2 separate regions of the Homo sapiens genome follow, and region 1 is linked to region 2. Evidence: chromatin contacts called from ENCODE Hi-C or POLR2A ChIA-PET data. All regions are on one chromosome and are shown on one strand. The core of a region is the stretch at or near the end of the contact, and the rest is flanking DNA. Distances in the headings are between cores, read along the strand shown.

Region 1 (3,351 bases), core at 106-2,605, 89 kb before region 2:
AGAGTAAGGAAAAGACGAATGGAAGGCAAAAGGGGGCCCACTCTGGAATGTGGATTTCAAATGTTCCCTATTGCCTATGCTTTTCCCTGCAGCTGAGAGCAGCTGCCTTTGGCTCTGCTCCTGGCTTGGGCCCTGTGGTTCTTGGGGAGGTACGAATAGAGCAGGGGAGCCAGGAGCCCTGTATCAAACAGGCGAGAGTCTTGCATCTTCCTTTCTGATGCATTCTAGAAGTGATGAGAAAGCATCTTCCTCCACTCCCAGTCTGTTGCAAGATCCTGCTGGAATTCCACTCACTTCTCTGCCCTCACTTGCTACAGGGACTTCCTCTCCAGGATGAAGTCATGGGGGCAGGAGCCATGGGGAGCCTTTGCGGCTGTGACCCATGATTGAGTCTGGGGGAGGGGTAGCTGGAGGTGGGGTACAGCCTAAGGCCAATGAAACAGTTTTTCACAGCATTAACTTAATGGGAAATGGAGGGACTCACAAGCAGATCTTGGACTTATGACTGCCACACTCTGCTCTGACCTGTGGGGCTGACAGATTGCTCCTCAGTAGATGTTGGACTTGGGTAACTTTCTCCTTCATGTCCCTTAAAACCCACGACAATTGTGTCTATTCTGGAGTTTCCCTGGCAAGAGAAAGTGAGCGAAAAATAAGCATTTACGTATATATATTTGTGTGTGTGTGAGAGAGAGAGACAGACTCCCAGGGCGCAGGACAGAGACAGGTTCTGTCACTCAGGCTGGAGTGCAGTGGTATGAATATGGCTCACTGCAGCCTAGAGCTCCTGGGCTCAAGGGATCATCCCACCTTAGCCTACTGAGTAGCTGCAACTACAGGTGTGTGCCACCATGCCCAGCTAATTTTATATTTTTTTGTAGAGATGCAGTCTCACTATGTTGCCCAGGCTGGTCTCAAACTCCTGGGCTCAAGAGATCCACCTGCCTTGGCCTGTCAGCTTGGGGATTTGGTTACAGGCATGAGCCACTGCACTCAGTCCATTATTTTTATTATTAACTTAGCAGCTCTAGGAATCTTTACCCTAAACGTTTTCTCTCTCTAGAGATCATAATGGGAAGACTGGAGATTGTGAAATCAAACAAAAATGGGTTTAAATCCTTTCACATTTGTTATCTAATGTGTGGTCTTATCTCATCTCTCTGAGACCAGTTCCGAGGTTTGTATAATGAAGTTAGTAATATTACCTCCTTAAAGCATTGAGGATTTAAGTGGAGAATACCAGTGTTGAGGTAGAAATGCCAGTCAATCCTGGCAGGAAGGGGGATGACTAGAGGACTGTTTAATAAGGGAGTTATTTACAAAGGTGTGGCCAGGGTAGGAAGCAACAGGGACAGAGCTTACCCAGGCTGGTAGCAGTGAGGCCACCCTCTCCAGCTCTGAGGGGGTGGGAGTAGGGCATTGCCAGAACCTGCCTTGCAGGTACTGTGTGACCTTTAGTCAAGAGACAAAGCCATCCCACAATGACACCAGCAGGGAGGAGTTGACAACCAGCGTCATTTCCTTCTCTCTCCCTCCAGTTCCCTGCCTGGGCTCCCTCCCCATTGCTGAAATCCAACCAGAGGCCAGAGGGTAGGGGAGCCCCCGTAGGTAGTCTACTGAGAACAGCCTCTGGGGACAGCAGCTGGAGAAGGGTGAACCATAGAGTGAACCAAGGAGACAGAAGATCTCCAGCACAGCAAGAGCTCAAGAAATGAGATGACTGTGATGAGTCATTCAAGTTCAGTTTAGAGCCTTCCAGCCCATAGCTGGTAAGTTTCTTGAGAACAGGCATTTTTGTTTTCTCACAAAGCATTGGTAAATCTCCATACAGATAATATGCGCCCATCAATGGTTGCTGAACAGTGATCAGGTTCTGAAAAAAAGCAAAAAATACTGACTTGTGAGCAAGTTTAACATTTGAAGTTCAAAGACAATGGTATCATAAATTTAAATTGCACAGCAAGGAATAAAAACAAGACAGGCATCAAGTCTGGTACAGCTTCATTTATTTCTTACTCTTCCTACCGAATTGAGTTTGCATCCAGGTACTCCTCATGCCTCCGTTGGCAGAATGATGATGTAATGAACGAACAGCATTTACAGTAAATGACAGCAAATTGCTCTGTAATTCAAGGGCTAACCCATGTGCCACACAATGATCTTTTGATGTCTGTGAATTTCTTCAAGGTGGGTGGGGAAGCTTTTTGCTTGTAGGGAAGGCTCTGGATGGACTGAGCCTCTGACATATCAACTGTAAATCCTGGAGTCCTGGGGCTTTATTCGGAGGAAGAAAGCACCTTCTACAGGCAGCAGTAGAGTGGACTGTCCCAGAATCGAGCCCACTGCCCTGAGAATTGGACTCCACAATGGCCAGTTGGACATTGTCCTTGTGCCCGGAGGGGTGACCTACACGTGGGACAGGAAAGGACATTGTGGCTTCATCACCAGAAATGCTCTGCCAGGTCTGTCCTTCTGGAACTTGCCTAACCTGCTCTGCAAAGGTTTCAAGATGTTCTAATGCATCCACTTTAATTTATTCAAACCCCAATGTACGGTCAGATTTTTCTGGCTTCTGGCTAGCTAGGTGAAGAGAAGGGTGTTGCTCAGAGGTAATTAAATGGTGGGGCAGAGCCATTAGGAAAGTGCATGGGTCCAGGTCATGCTTCTCAGGCCTCAGGTAGCTTTCTGAGAATAGCCTGTCTTTCGGCATCCCAAACTAAGGCCTCCACAGCCACGCCGGGCCCCAGAAATCTGCATTCTAACACTCCTCGCTGATGTGGACAGGCCTTGTTGTGGAAACAGGACTCCCGGGAGCAAGAGAACCAAAAAGTATATTTCAGGAGAATTTAAACATAAAAAAAGTCCTACCTTATTTAAAAAAAAAAAAAAAACTGCTTACTTCCCTTAAAAAATACGTACCTAAGGTTAGCCACTTGCACTTATTTGTAGAATAATCGCATTGTGCTTACATTTCTTGCAAGCAAAATGTCATTTTATTACCAATTGATCTGGCAAGAAAACAAGTGAGCTAAAACCTTTTTATACTTTTTTTTCTCACCCAAGATCAAGTAATGATTGGTTCCACTAAAGGCTTAGTAGAACAGCCCATCTGTGTGACTGCTGCAAAAGTGGGTGACAAACTCTACACCGGGGTAAGTGACCCTTTCTGTTGTTGTCACCCTGTGGCACCGCACCATCTGTTTGTTGAATTCCTCTGATAGGCTGACTTCTAATGATCCTATACTTTAAAGAAGTGGCTTCTGCAGCATGGGCTTTCAATCCAAAGTCCAGGTGGTGTGGGCTGAAAAAAGGAACTGTCCAGACTCTGGTGCTAGTGTCGGGTGGGTTTCC
Region 2 (2,892 bases), core at 296-2,795:
AATGCATGTGCTTCTCTAAAAGTAAAAGAAACTGCTCTAAAAGAAATTTTAGGATCCCATGGAGAAAGCTGGGTTCAGGGATGTTGTGTGACTAGCACAGGTCACATAACAAAGCAATTCAAAGCAAAGAACCCTGACCCCAAATTCTTAGCCTCAGCTGCTGCCCTTCCTCCCCTTCACCTGTCCCTCAGTCTTGCTGAGAGGGATGCTCCCTGGTGTTGTCCAGTCATCACTGGGTTCCCTGCATCTGTGTTGTCAGCAGCACATCTGTTTCCCTCCTTAGTTGCATGGGGACTCTCACTTCCCATTTGCTTCTGCCTTGTAAAGGGTAACATAACCTTGTCTCATCTTGCATCTCCGCTTTCCTTTTTGAGATTCAACATATTTAAGTATTAGTGATTCTTTAGTTTTCCTAGCAACTAAACTCAGCTGGTTTTGAACTTCTCGCAAAAGTCAGAATATAGTACTTGCTTTCATTTCAGTCCCCACTGAGCATCTGACATATTTAAAACATTATTAAGCTGTGTCAAAGGAGCCATGTCCCTGGGATATTATACCAGAGTATTCCTGAATTCTGTGTGTTGGTTATGTTCGAGCACAGCGTCTCCCTGAGGACGCGCTGGCAATGAGAACCTCCACCTCTAACAAAGTCTCACAGATCGCCTCTGAGAGATGGGGTGTGTGCTCCAGGGACCCCTGTTCAGGAGGAGTAGCTGGTCACCTCTGGCTTGGTTCATTGGTGGCATCATGTCACATGACTGTCGTGCATGTCCTAAATGAGGAGATGTGTGCCAAGAGGCAGGGAGGGCTTGCAAGAAAACAATATGCAAATCTCAGTTCAATTAGAAGACAGTTTAAATTAGAAGCAGAAGGCATTTCAGCAACTGCTTTAATGTGTAAAACTAATTTGAGAGGATGAGACACTTGATTGCACAGCACAGGGAAAGGGCCTCTTCTGGGCCTCTGTCCTCAACAGTGGCAAAATGGTCTGTGGGGACATCCCCTACCTTAAGACCTGATAGGCTGCTGGGTGGAAGCTGAGTTGAAAATTAATCTCATTTCCTCAGAATGCAAAGCTATAAATTGGGGCTCTGCCTGGAAACACATTTTATGCAAAGACAAAAAAATTGAACACTAAAATAAATGCAGCAAAAATAAAATGCAACACACATATATGCTCTTACACACAGTTATTAAGTATGTCTAATTAAGCTGTGGATGTAAAAGCTACATCATTCCCTTTAGGGGTATTCTGTGCTGACTGCACTGTTGGGTGACTTAGCCTGTGAACTCAGTGAACACAGCTCCAGATTTGGGCCAGTCTGCCTCTGCCAAGCAGAGACATTGTTTTTGCTCCAGTGACCATCACAGTGCCTTCAGGATTAGGGCCATCCATCTGGAAAATTTTCATTGCCCTGAATGGTAAATGTGGGGGAGGTGCAGTCTTGTGGTGACATCAGTTTTGGCATGGGTTGCAGGCATGAGGTAGTCCTAACCGGGAACTTCATTGTTACTGCTGCAATCTTGTTTACCACCAGAAAGGTGGTGGACAGGCCATGGCTGTAGGAAGTCAAGACGCAGGGCAGTCTTCAGGGCTGAGGGCTGTGACTGGCAACAGCTCCCCTGGAGCCTTCCAAGGTTGCTGTGAGATTGGAGGAAGAGGAGCTCAGAGGCTGTCACTGTGCAGAGGTTGGGGACGCAGGCAGGGAGGGGCATTATGGAGGATGCCAGCATCTTTCGCACAAGCTCAGACCTACCTGCCCTTTCATCTCTCACTACACCAGCCTGACCTGCAACTTTAGACACAGAAGGAAGATTTTCCTTTGTGGTCTAAGACCTGCCTTTGCAAATCCTTGTTTTCTGCACCCCATCACCCCAGAGGATTGACAAAGCAAATATGAATCCCTATTGGGGAAACACCATTCTCACCCACAGGAATGTGTTTTAGCCCAGTAACCCCCATAAGGCAAGCCAAGACAATCACACGCTTGTATGAAATTGACACCTTTCCAAAAGATACGCTTATTCTAGTTGCATTTGTCCATATACTTTCAATTCACAAACATTGAACTTCAGTGATTGAATACTTAAGTGACGCCAGAGCTACAGATGCTCTTTTGAAGCATCTTACCTACTCCTTACACAGAGAGACCCTGAAGGTACCAGATCAAAGGGTAAGGGGGCTTCTTTCTTTTACTAAGGTATGTATATTGGGGCTAGGAAGAGGAAGGACGGTGTCTGGCATTAGGCCTGGGGAATAACTTCATCTCTGAAATTAGGACCTTGGATGCTTTCTCTTTATGAATGTTGTAAATTATGGCTGGGCATGGTGGCTCATGCCTGTAATCCCAATACTTTGGGAGGCCAAGGTGGGAGGACGATTTGAGGTCAGGAGTTTGAGACCAACCTGGCCAACATAGTGAAACCCTGTCTCTACTAAAAATACAAAAATTAGTGGGGCATAGTGGCATGTGCCTGCAATCTCAGATACTTGGGAGGCTGAGGTGGGAGGATCACTTGAGTGTGGGAGGCGAGGTTGCAGTGTGCTGAAATTGTGCCACTGTGTACTCCAGCCTGGATGACAGAGCAAGACTCTGTCTCAAAACAAAACAAACAAACAAAAACAAAAACAAAAAAAAGGAAATGATAAATTTCAGTGGTTTTAACTGGCCATGGTATGTACCTGTTATCCCAGCTACTTGGAGGATGAGGTGAGAGGATCACTTGAGTCTAAGAATTTGAGGCCACCCCGGGCAACATAGCAAGATTGAGTCTCTTAAAACTTTTTTCCAGTAATTTCAGAAAAACTATTCTGAAACTAATTGGTAGCACATTCATGGTTTTCAGCACTCTCTCTCTTTTTATTACAATTCTTCTTCCTAATAGCATCAG

The links. Hi-C counts contacts between places; a loop is a spot of excess contacts on that map. ChIA-PET counts read pairs that join two places held with the same protein, here RNA polymerase II (POLR2A). Pooled maps may share reads with other maps.
Region 1: a loop to region 2 is called in a pooled map, with 4 times the contacts of the local background. The contact joins two enhancer-like sites. A Hi-C loop is called at or near these places in 1 of 168 maps with a recorded cell type or tissue (endothelial cell of hepatic sinusoid), 3 of 37 single-sample maps with no recorded cell type and 6 of 50 pooled maps. POLR2A ChIA-PET finds 5 or more read pairs at or near these places in 5 of 52 experiments (A549, AG04449, Panc1 and 2 more).

The regions. Positions count from the first base shown.
Region 1 is chr13:24,125,861-24,129,211 of GRCh38, forward strand. It overlaps a transcript of SPATA13 not described here. Among named protein-coding and RNA genes, the nearest start is that of SPATA13, 33 kb to the right of the region's middle. Within about 2 kb of position 1,356, at least 5 of the 41 ENCODE cell types and tissues checked have a DNase peak (open chromatin) inside an H3K27ac peak, as active enhancers do.
Region 2 is chr13:24,214,451-24,217,342 of GRCh38, forward strand. All of the region lies in intron 1 of SPATA13 (spermatogenesis associated 13), which reads left to right. Among named protein-coding and RNA genes, the nearest start is that of SPATA13-AS1, 39 kb to the right of the region's middle. Within about 2 kb of position 1,546, at least 17 of the 41 ENCODE cell types and tissues checked have a DNase peak (open chromatin) inside an H3K27ac peak, as active enhancers do.